Regions from separate parts of the Homo sapiens genome. Here region 2 is linked to region 1. A link is an interaction called in ENCODE POLR2A ChIA-PET data of the cell type or tissue named here. Cell type or tissue: K562. All regions are shown on one strand. Each heading gives the region's core, and the rest is flanking DNA. Links, peaks and the distances in the headings are about the cores only. Region 1 overlaps ZNF451 (zinc finger protein 451). Region 2 has its middle 21 kb from the start of ZNF451.

The links. ChIA-PET counts read pairs that join two places held together with the same protein. Peaks named below come from ENCODE experiments on the same cell type or tissue, not always from the same donor. Only the 100,000 strongest peaks of a DNase experiment are listed, where the experiment ranks them.
Region 2: POLR2A ChIA-PET joins it to region 1 with 5 read pairs; 3 of 35 experiments call an interaction of 5 or more read pairs at or near these places.

The regions. Positions count from the first base shown.
Region 1 is chr6:57,148,202-57,153,587 of GRCh38, forward strand. It overlaps ZNF451 (zinc finger protein 451), which reads left to right. Exons shown (of 15, transcript NM_001031623.3): 10 at 1-492; 11 at 2,518-2,661; 12 at 4,020-4,150. The region is part of intron 2 of ZNF451-AS1 (ZNF451 regulatory antisense RNA 1); the gene reads right to left. Among named protein-coding and RNA genes, the nearest start is that of ZNF451-AS1, 21 kb to the right of the region's middle. In K562, for the core only: no CTCF peak of the experiment used is centred there; no DNase peak of the experiment used is centred there.
Region 2 is chr6:57,066,991-57,072,376 of GRCh38, forward strand. No RefSeq gene overlaps it. Among named protein-coding and RNA genes, the nearest start is that of ZNF451, 21 kb to the right of the region's middle. In K562, for the core only: no CTCF peak of the experiment used is centred there; a DNase peak (open chromatin) is centred at 3,151.

The sequences.
Region 1 (5,386 bases), core at 256-5,255:
AAACCGAAGATGATTTTCCAGTAATAGAGACCAGTAACCAGTTAACTTGTGGTTGCCGTGAGAGTTACATCTGTAAAGTCAACAGAAAAGAAGATTATAGCAGATGTCTCCAAATCATGCTGGATAAAGGAAAACTGTGGTTTCGCTGCAGTTTATGTTCGGCAACAGCACAGAATTTAACCGACATGAACACTCATATCCATCAAGTGCACAAAGAAAAGAGTGATGAGGAGGAGCAGCAGTATGTAATCAAGTGTGGCACCTGCACCAAAGCATTTCATGATCCTGAGAGTGCACAGCAGCATTTCCATAGAAAACATTGCTTCTTACAGAAACCCAGTGTGGCTCATTTTGGATCTGAAAAATCAAACCTGTACAAGTTTACTGCTAGTGCCTCACATACAGAGAGAAAACTGAAACAGGCAATAAACTATTCAAAAAGTTTAGACATGGAGAAAGGAGTTGAGAATGACCTAAGCTATCAGAATATAGGTATGGCTTTATAGCTCTATGCAAATTTCATATACTGATATTGAAACTTACAATGTACCCACCTCGATTCAATTTTGAAGCAAGAAACAGGGTAACTTCTTGATGGTATGTTAATTATTATGGTATATACATTTTAGGGGTTTGTATTCCTACTACTACATTTATCCACTTTCTAAACTTACGAGGACAGAGTATATGTTGGCTTTAAATAATATATATTTTAGATATCATTTTATTTTACAAAAGGTGTGGAGATTTTGAAGATGAAGGAAGTTGATAGTTTTTCTGAAAGTTAGATTTCAAAGTTATCCTAGTATTAATATCATTTAGATTTTTCTTGTAATATTTGGGTTAACTAAAAAGATAAATCACGTGAATTCTTTTTGTTTCTATTTGGCCATATTCTTTAGTGTGAGACATTTTAAAGGTCATTTCAGCATTTGTATATTTTTGTTATGATTAACTTGGAAGAAAAGCTTTAACATACAATTAAAATAGCAATTAGAAGTAGAGTTAAAGTGGTAGCAGGAAACCAGGGGGAAAATTGAAATATGAATTCCTTGTTTGTACTTACTCCAGACTTTCTTTCTTCCATATGATAGGATTAAGTAAGTCTAGGCAGGTGTTATGTTTTTATTTTGTTTAGAAGTATAATTTGTTTTGTTTAGAAGTATAATTTGTTTTTGTTTAGAGTATAATTTTAAGTGTATCTTCTTTTATTTGTAAAATTTTTTTGAGATGGGATTTTACTATGTTGCCCAGGCTGGTTTTGAACTCCTGGCCTTAAGCAATCCTCCTGTTTTAGCCTCCCCAAGTGTTGGGATTACAGGTGTGAGCCACCACACCTGACTTAAGTCTATATTCTTTTAAATAAATACTAATTCTTGGTGAGTTATACAATGTAGCATATTTGGGTACAGTGAGAATATGTGAAAATTTTGGCCAGTAATGTATTTTTATGAACTATTGAATTTTTAGAGTCTTGCTCTATACCATATGTAGATTTCAACATCACCTTTAGTCATGGCATGTTTTCAGTGGTAAAGAATTAAATCATGAGCTACCTAGTCAACTCTAAACAGTGAAACACTGGTTACACCATTTTATGTTAGGCCTTTCTTTTGCGCTTCTGTTTACTTTTTTTTTGGAATTTGTGTTAGTCTGTGTTTGATAGAAAATGCAATACCTAAATCTAGAATTACCGAGAAGTTAGAGAAAAGACGTAAGGTGGCTTGGAAATGGAAGGGAATGGCAGTAGTATATTTGAAGGAACTATTAGAATAGAAACTATTCATTTTTTAAATAATATAACATTTTAAAGTTTGCATTGTTACCACAGGAAACTTTAAGGCCTTGTCAAAGTGGAAAAGTATGAAACAAGATAAAGGGGAGGGAGAATGAGAGTTGGGGCATGGGGGAAGGTGAAAGAAGAATCTGAGAGAACCAAGAAGATGTGTTTATAGGGGGAGGTGTCTCTGTACCACTGGCACATATTTCTAGCACTGCTTTATGGCAGCAGGATTCTAGGTTATCTTATTTCTGCTCTCTAGGGTGTTTAATCCTAGAACTAGAGGGCTACTAATAAATCAGTCCAGACTGGGAAAAGAACCAAATTCTGGTGGTGAAAATGTTCTTAATAGGTAACCTTGGAATTTTATATGGGTGGTATTAGTTTTTGCTTATTTAACCTTAAAACTTGGTTTTCTAGTTCTTCTAGTACATTAATTTTTTAAAAAAATTCCTTGTATAAGTGACTTTTTAACAAGCTTTAGAGTTGTTGGAAGAAAATGTTTGCAAGAAGGATATATAACCAAAATTGGTGAAATGTTCAGATTATTTTTATCTGATTTAAGTGTAAATGGTGTCATGTACAGATTTGGATTTCACAAAAAGGTTTAGATAGAAATGAGTAACATTCAAGGTTAGTATTTTTGCATATTAGGCTTCTAATACTTTTTGGACTTGAAATCAGAATGATTTTAGCAAATTCTTACTGAACTCATGTTGATATTTCTCTCTTCTCAGAGGAAGAAATTGTTGAGCTTCCAGATTTGGATTACCTGCGAACCATGACTCATATAGTCTTTGTAGATTTTGATAACTGGTCAAACTTTTTTGGTCATCTACCAGGGCATCTAAACCAAGGAACATTTATTTGGGGCTTTCAAGGTACGGTTAATAAGAAAAACAAAAGAAAACTTTTTCCCACCTCTTAGAATATAGTTCAGTTTAAAAGGCTCCTCTTAAACCTTCCTGGATAGAACATAGGAACATAATTGGAATATTGTTCTTTTGTATTATAGTTACTCTGCTAGAATCGTTTTCTTTACATGCCTCTGTGGTAAATGTTAGCTCTATCTGGTGACTCAAAGTTTATGGATCTTTTGGCCGGGCGCGGTGGCTCACGTCTGTAATCCCAGAACTTTGGAAGGCTGAGGCGGACGGATCACGAGGTCAGAAGATCGAGACCATCCTGGCTAACATGGTGAAACCCCGTCTCTACTAAAAAGAAAAAAAAAATACAAAAAATTAGCTGGGCGTGGTGGCGGGCCCCTGTAGTCCCAGCTCCTTGGGAGGCTGAGGCAGGAGAATGGTGTGAACCCAGGAGGCGAAGCTTGCAGTGAGCTGAGATCGCACCACTGCTCTCCAGCCTGGGCAACAGAGTGAGACTCTGTCTTAAAAAAAAAAAAAAAAAAAAAAAAAAGTTTATGGATCTTTTGATACAGATTGAAAAAGCCTTTATTCAACACCTAAAATGTGTCAGGTGCTTTGGCTTTGTACTAACATGGTTACTGATTATTATGGTTTTATCCCTTTTAAAATACAAAGAAGCAGATGTTTTGTTTTTGTTTTTGTTTTTTTTCCCTCAAAGTTTTAAAACTAATAAATAGCAGAATTATTTGGCCTCTCAGCTATAGGACTAATGTTATTTTCAACATGCCATAACTGCCTCTTCGGTTCATCCTTGCTGTTCTTAAGTGTTCAGCTTCATCTAAACCTCTTTACAAATTGTTGACCAAACTTGGGGGAGAGGCTTCTTTGGTTTACAGAGAATCTGCTATTGTTTGTGTTTGATAGGAAATAGCATGTAAAGAGAAAGATTGGGATTAAAGATAGAAACATACTGACCTGGATAAGTTAGCCAGTATAATTGCTTTAGTAAGTTGAGCTTTGGTGATTGCCCATCATTTCTGCATTGAACGGTGGTGACATCTGTAAAAACCACTTATGCTTACACTTATAGAATAATGCCATTCAAAGAATTTTTACACACATTGCTTTTGATTTTGCCTAATATCCATGTGAGTTTTAAGATGAGTTGACAGATTCAGGGAAGTTGGTCCACTTTCTCAAGACTTTAAAGCAACAAGATGTTGATGCTTATGCTAGGATGGAGTTCTTCCACATTCTGATCTAGTACTTTGCCTCTAGAAAAATTTTTTTCTAGTATGTGTTTTTTCTTGATAAAATTTTTGGCCTTTCCTCTCCTGTTTGATTATCATTTTTGCCTTTTCTAAAATTAATAGGAGGAAACACCAATTGGAAGCCTCCGCTCAACTGTAAGATTTATAACTACCTGAACAGGATTGGATGCTTCTTCCTTCATCCTCGCTGTAGTAAAAGAAAAGATGCTGCTGATTTTGCCATATGTATGCATGTGAGTCATTGTTTTATTCAAAATCTAATGTGAATCTCAGACCCACTTGCATTTTTTTCCCCACTTGAATTGTAATGAGACTTATAGATCATTCTTCAGTACTTCAGGTTCTACCTATGACTATTATGAAGGCAGGACCCCATAGCATATTTTTATTGCTTTATCCTCAACTTCTAGCAAACCTTCAGCTATCCATAGTAGACCCTCAACTATTTGTGGGATAAATGATCAAGAGCTGATACTGTTTTTTGGGTTTGTTTTTGAGACAGTCTCGCTCTGTCACCCAGGCTGGAGTGCAGTGGCGCAGTCTCGGCTCACTGCAACCTCAGCCCCCTGGGCTGAAATGGTTCTTGTGCCTCAGCCTCCCAAGTAGCTGGGACTACAGGAGCATACCACCATGCCCAGCTAATACTTGTATTTTTAGTAGAGACGGGGTTTCTCCATGTTAGCCAGGCTGGTCTCAAACTCCTGGCCTCAAGTGATCTGCCCGCCTAGGCCTCCCAAAGTGCTGGGATTACAGGTGTGAGCCACTGCGCCCTGCTGATGATACTGTATTTGATATATATTAAGACACTTTCATATTTTAATATCTCTAAAATTAAGAGGTACCTTAACAATCACTGTTGGCCTAGACAGAATTTGCATTTGCTTCTGTCTCTGCTGGGTACCTAGAGAAACTGCCAAACTGAGACCCACTTTAAATTTTCTGCTTGGGGACTTACATGTCACACTGATAATGTGAATTTACTCTGCAAACTTGTTGACTGCAGCTTATGGTTTAAACAACAAAAGATTTCTTTTTCAGTCTATCTAATGCCAAGATTGAATCATGCAAATTGCCTTGCTTACCTTTTCTCTATGGCAGATTTATTTCTTATTTACCCTTATATTGAGCGTATAGCCCTTTGGCATTTCAACCTTATGTGAGGTCTGTTGGACTTCCATTTTGGCTTTTTCTTTTCATGGCACATTAAATAGCTTATATAATTTAATGGCATCTTATATTTGATTAAATGTGGGGTATTTCATTTATGAACGAGTTCTTTCTTTCTCTCTTTTTTTTTTTTTCCTTTTTGAGACGGAGTGTCACTCTGTCGCCCAGGCTGGAGTGCAGTGGCGCGATCTTGGCTGCAACTTCTGCCTCCCGAGTTCAAGTGATTCTCCAGCCTCAGCCTGGAGAATCCCGAGTAGTTGGGATTACAAGCGCATGCCACCACACCCAGCTAATTTTTGCAT
Region 2 (5,386 bases), core at 277-5,276, 81 kb before region 1:
ATGTAATATGCATGGCACAGCACCTGGCATGGAGTAATCATTCCATAAATGGTAGTTATTAGTATTATACAACTTCTCACTATCCCAGACAGTCCTGGTCATATTAATTACCTGGATAGTGACCCAAGAAAAATCTCTACTGCTGCCTTTGGGACTTACTAATTTATTTTTATTCATTTTAGCAAAATAAAAAATTGAGAGAAATGAAATAAATTATCGCTTTAATCCTACCATTACACTGCTTAATTACCAGAAATATGTGATAAATTATAACATCTGATAGTTAATCATTATTCAATATTCTTTTTGAAGAATATTTTGACTGTTTTCATACCTTAGTCCAGAAAAGTTTTACAGTCATTTTGACTGGTCTCCCCTAATTTCCTTCACCCTTAAAATACTCTTTAAGATTGGCCGGGTGCAGTGGCTCACGCCTGTAATCCCAACACTTTGGGAGGCCGAAGCGGGTGGATCACCTGAGGTCAGGAGTTCGAGATCAGCCTGGGCAACACAGTGAAACCCCGTCTCTACTAAAAGTACAAAATTAGCCGGGCATGGTGGTACATGCCCGTAATCCCAGCTACTTGGGAGGCTGAGGCAGGAGAATTGCTTGAACCTGGGAGGCGGAGGATGCGATGAGCCGTGATCACGCCATTGCACTGCAGACTGGGCAACAAGAGTAAATCTCTGTCTCACAAAAACAAAACAAAACAAAAAAAAAACAAACTGAAGATTTTGATTGGAATTATACTTAAGTAATTTTCAAATCTGGGGAGAAGTTATATCTTTACAAAACTTATTTTTTCAATCCAATAACAAGGTCAGCTTAACATATACTTTTTCTTTCTCCTTAGTAAATATTTGCATTTTTCAGGTAGGCCCTACACACTTACTAATTTAATTTCTGTGTATTTTATATGTTCTTATTTTACATGTTGCTATTATAAATGGGACATTATTTTATTTTTATAGTTGACTATTGCTATATAGAAAACATATATTTATGTATTCCTTTTTAAGTGTCCAAATTACTTTTTTTGATTCAAGTGGGTTTTCTGGGTAGAGGAAAAAGTTTCTCTTTCAAATAATGATCATTTTACCTCCTCTAACATTTATGACTAGTATTCTTTTTCTTATCTGATAGCATTGCTTATGACTTCAGAAATAATAGTAGTGGTTACAAATATGTTTATTTTATCCTTCACTTGAATAGGAATGTCTTTAGGATTGTTATGACTGATATTTGTTGGCTGCACATAGACATTCTTTAAACAAGTGTCCCACTGACTTGTGTTTTGCTTTTGCTGCTTTAAGCTAGAATGTCCCAGGTAGTACACACACAATCTCTCTCACACACACGCAACTCTCATAATACACTCATGAAAAGAAAAGAGTTCTTTGAGATTCTAATATCTGGGACCTTTGTGGTAGATAATCAGGCTCTATCCTCAGAGGAAAAAAAATTGAACATTTTGATTTGAAAGTGGCAGGATCCAGAGGCAAAAAGAAGAGGAAAGGAAAAGAAAGAGATTCTGGATCTTTGGAATTATGTGACACACATTCCTGGTACCACTTCCAGGTTCATTTGCTTTCTACATGATTCCATTTTATGATCACAGTGAAGACTGTAAGCCATGATTTAAAAAAAATCTACTTGGCATTATTTTATTCTATTAGTACGAATCAAGCTGAACTCGTGAACAGTGATTGCTGTATCATAAGTTCAAAAGTTACTGAATAGGTGGGACTGTTTTCTCCTATACCAAACAGTCCTGACTGTATTACTTCTTAGGTTCTTTAATCTATGTTTTAAATAATGTTTTCTCCCCTTCCTCTACATTCTGGTAACACCAAATGCCGGCAAGGATGTGGAGAGATTTGATCATTCATACATTGCTGGCAGGAATGTAAAATGGTGCAGCAACTTTGGAAAACAGTTTGGCAGTTTCTTTAAAAAGTAAACATGTTAAACCCTATGACCCAGGAATTGCAGTCTTGGGTATTTCTCCCAGAGAAATGAAATCTTATGCTCACAGAAAAACCTGTACATGAAAGTTCATAGCAGCTTTGTAATAGTTAAAATCGGGAAACAACCTAGATGTCCTTCAACATGTAAATAGTTAAACTGTGGTACATCCATACCATGGAATGATGCTCAGCAATTAAAAAAAAAAAAACTATTGTTACATGAAATAACCTGGAAGAATCTCCAGAAAATTATTCTGAGTGAAAAAAGCCATCCCCAAAAGGTTACATACTGTATTATTTCAGTTATCTAATGTGAGAAACAGGCTCACCCATCCAAACCCAAAGAATGGACTCAGAGGCACAGAGAACAGTGAAAGTGAGACTTTTAAAAGTGGTCTTGCAAGATTGGATGTCTGGTAGGCAGGCATACTCGGGGCAGCTTCAGCATGTAATTTATCTCCTAGCCTGCAAGTCCCTCCCCTAGTTCCTCATTGATCAAGTACTATGGGGTTACAATCTGCCCAGTCACCTAAGTTTCATTATCCACCTTATAAGTTTATACCCTTGTCCCCTTCCCTGCTTAAGTTTCGATTTCACGGTAACGAAACTTTCTTCCCTTTGATGGGCTGACCCTTCCTCTACATTCTGTTCACTTATCATGACTTTCTAGGAGCATGAGCCGTGCAGTTTGTTACATCCTCAGGCTGGCTGCCAGTGCGTAGATTTATCATGCCTTGAAAATGGACCATTTAAGATGTTTTCTCACGTATAACATTATTGAAATGACAAAAATAATAGTAATGGAAAACTCATTAGTGCTAGGTAATAAGGAGGAAGCAGGGCTGGGAGAGAAGTTATGGCTATAAAAGGACAACAGAAGAGATCCTTCTGGTGATAGAAACATTCTGTATCTTTGTAGGAGATCGGTCAGGGTGGTGGGAAAAGTTACAAAAATTATAGGAAAAATGCAAAACTTCTTGGAAGGCCAGGAGTTTTTGCAAAAGCTTCGAAAGAAAATTTGGCTGAAGGCAGCTGAATTCTCTCAGGGTAGACAACAAGAAAGTGTAAGAGAGTTTATCTAGATAAGTTAGTTTACTTAGGCCTGGAACCTGGCGTTTAATCATCGGCATGCAGGACTGCTCTCTCCATGGGGGGGGAGGGGCGGGGTGACCATGTTAATTACCCCAAGTTGTGTTGACTCAAAGCCTTTGTCATTAAATCTGTACTAAATGCCCACAGCGCAGGCTTGTTGGGGCTGCTGTGACTGTTTATGGCACCCTCCTTGGTGTCTATGAGCAGCCTAGTCCGCTAGCTGCGGGCCCAGGCAAAAAACCTGTGTCTGCGTACATTTTTTCATCTGTAGTTCGGCCAGGGTCAGACCCAGCAGGTGGTGCCCCTTGTGAGGAACACTGCCACAGATTGCAATGGAACCCTCGAAAATGAAGGTGAAGAGACAGCGCGGTCAGAAAGTCACAAAGTCATTGATGCCCTCTCAGGATTTCGAAGTTTGAGGGAATTGTTCAGGCCAGGGTTTCATCAGGGGACAATAGTCATCAGTTCAACAGCAACACTATATCAAAGTATTGAAACAGCTGCTTAAAGCTAGTGGAGCCTCAGTTTTGCAGGCTCAATTAAGGGACCTAATGCAAACTGTTGTTTCCCATAACCCATGGTTCCCGGAAGAAGTTACGCTAGATGTAGAGCTCTGGGAATGAGAGGGGAGAAATCTTAAACATCATGCACAAGGGCAGTGGGTCCCAGTAACATCTCTAACATTATGGGCTTTAGTTATGGCTACTTTGGTCCCACTCTACACAGAAGAGCCTAAAAAGGGAAGGAAGGAGGAACCATCACCTACCTTACCGCCTCCTTCTCCCTCAGCCCCGCCATTAATGGGCAGAAATACCAAAGAGGAGACAGTTTTTTCCTGAGCCCCCTCCTCCAATAAATAGGAAAAAAAGACAAGGGATACGCTACAGCTATGGGACCCTGTCTTAGGCAAGCGGCATTAGAAGGGGAGCTCTTAGCCTACCCGGTAATGCAAGATCAACAAGGCAATCAGGTGTATGAACCCATTACTTTTGACGCTTATAAAGAGATAAGAAAAAGCATTAGAAAAAACGGAGCCACTAGCCCATTTACGAAAGGGTTAATTGAGGTCACTCTGCAGACCTCTTTCTAATAATGGCCACTGTTATTCCTCCCCTACCCCTAATGTGGCTCTCTCAAAATCCTATTTGGGTAGAACAGTAGCCTTTAAAGGGAGAGAAATTACAAAGAGCTCATTAATTAGTTGAGGAGCAATTAAAAGCCGGCCATATAGAACCATCAAATAGCCCTTGGAAATCGCCCATTTTCATCATTCCCAAAAGGTCTGGTAAATGGAGACTTTTTGCATGACTTACAGGCTATCATGCTAATTTGCAACCTATGGAGCCCCTTCAACAGGGCCTCCCTTCCCCTGCAGCGATTCCTCAAGATTAGCCTATAGTCGTTATTGACTTAAAAGACTGCTTTTATACTATTACCCTTGCAGAACAGGACAGAGACAAATTTGCATTTACAATACCAGCTATCAATAATGAAAGGCCAGCTTGCCAATTTCATTGGAAAGTACTTCCTCAAAGAATGCTGAACAGTTCTACCATGTGTCAGTATCATGTGAATCAGGCTTTGCTCCCCATTAGAAAAGAATTTCCTAGTTGCAAGAGTATTCTTTTATGGATGATATTTTACTAGCAGCCCCAACGGAACAGGTACTTTTAACTTTATATGCCTCTGTCGTAAAGAATACACAGCTAAGAGGTTTAGTCATAGCACCTGAAAAAGTACAAATGTCCTCTCCTTGGAAATATCTTAGATACATACTAACTTCCCAGTCAGTAAGACCTGAAAAGGTTAAATTAAATACTAGCAACTTACACACCTTAAATGATTATCAAAAATTACTAGGTGATATTAATTGGCTTCACCCCACCTTGGGCATAACTACTGATAAGTTACAAAACCTGTTTTCTATCCTAAAGGACAACATAGCCCTAGGATCTGTCAGGTATTTAACTCCTGCAGCAAAAAGGGAAATTAAGGAAATAGAGCAAGCTATTTCTCAGAGGCACATAGATCACATAGACCCAAAATATTCAGTTCAATTGTTTGTTTTTCCTACTAAACATTCCCTAACAGTATTAATAGGACAGATGGCCCCAGGGCTGTGCTTCCTAGAATGGGTTTTTTGCTCACATACCGGAACTAAAACTCTATCTCCCTATATCCAGCTAGTTAGTAAAGTCATCTATTCTGGCCACAGATGATGCAGTCAGTTGCTAGGTTATGACCGTGATGTCATCAGAATTCCTTTGAGTAAAAAACAATTCAAAGCAGTATTGCCCCTATCTCTAGATCTTCAAATAGCACTCTC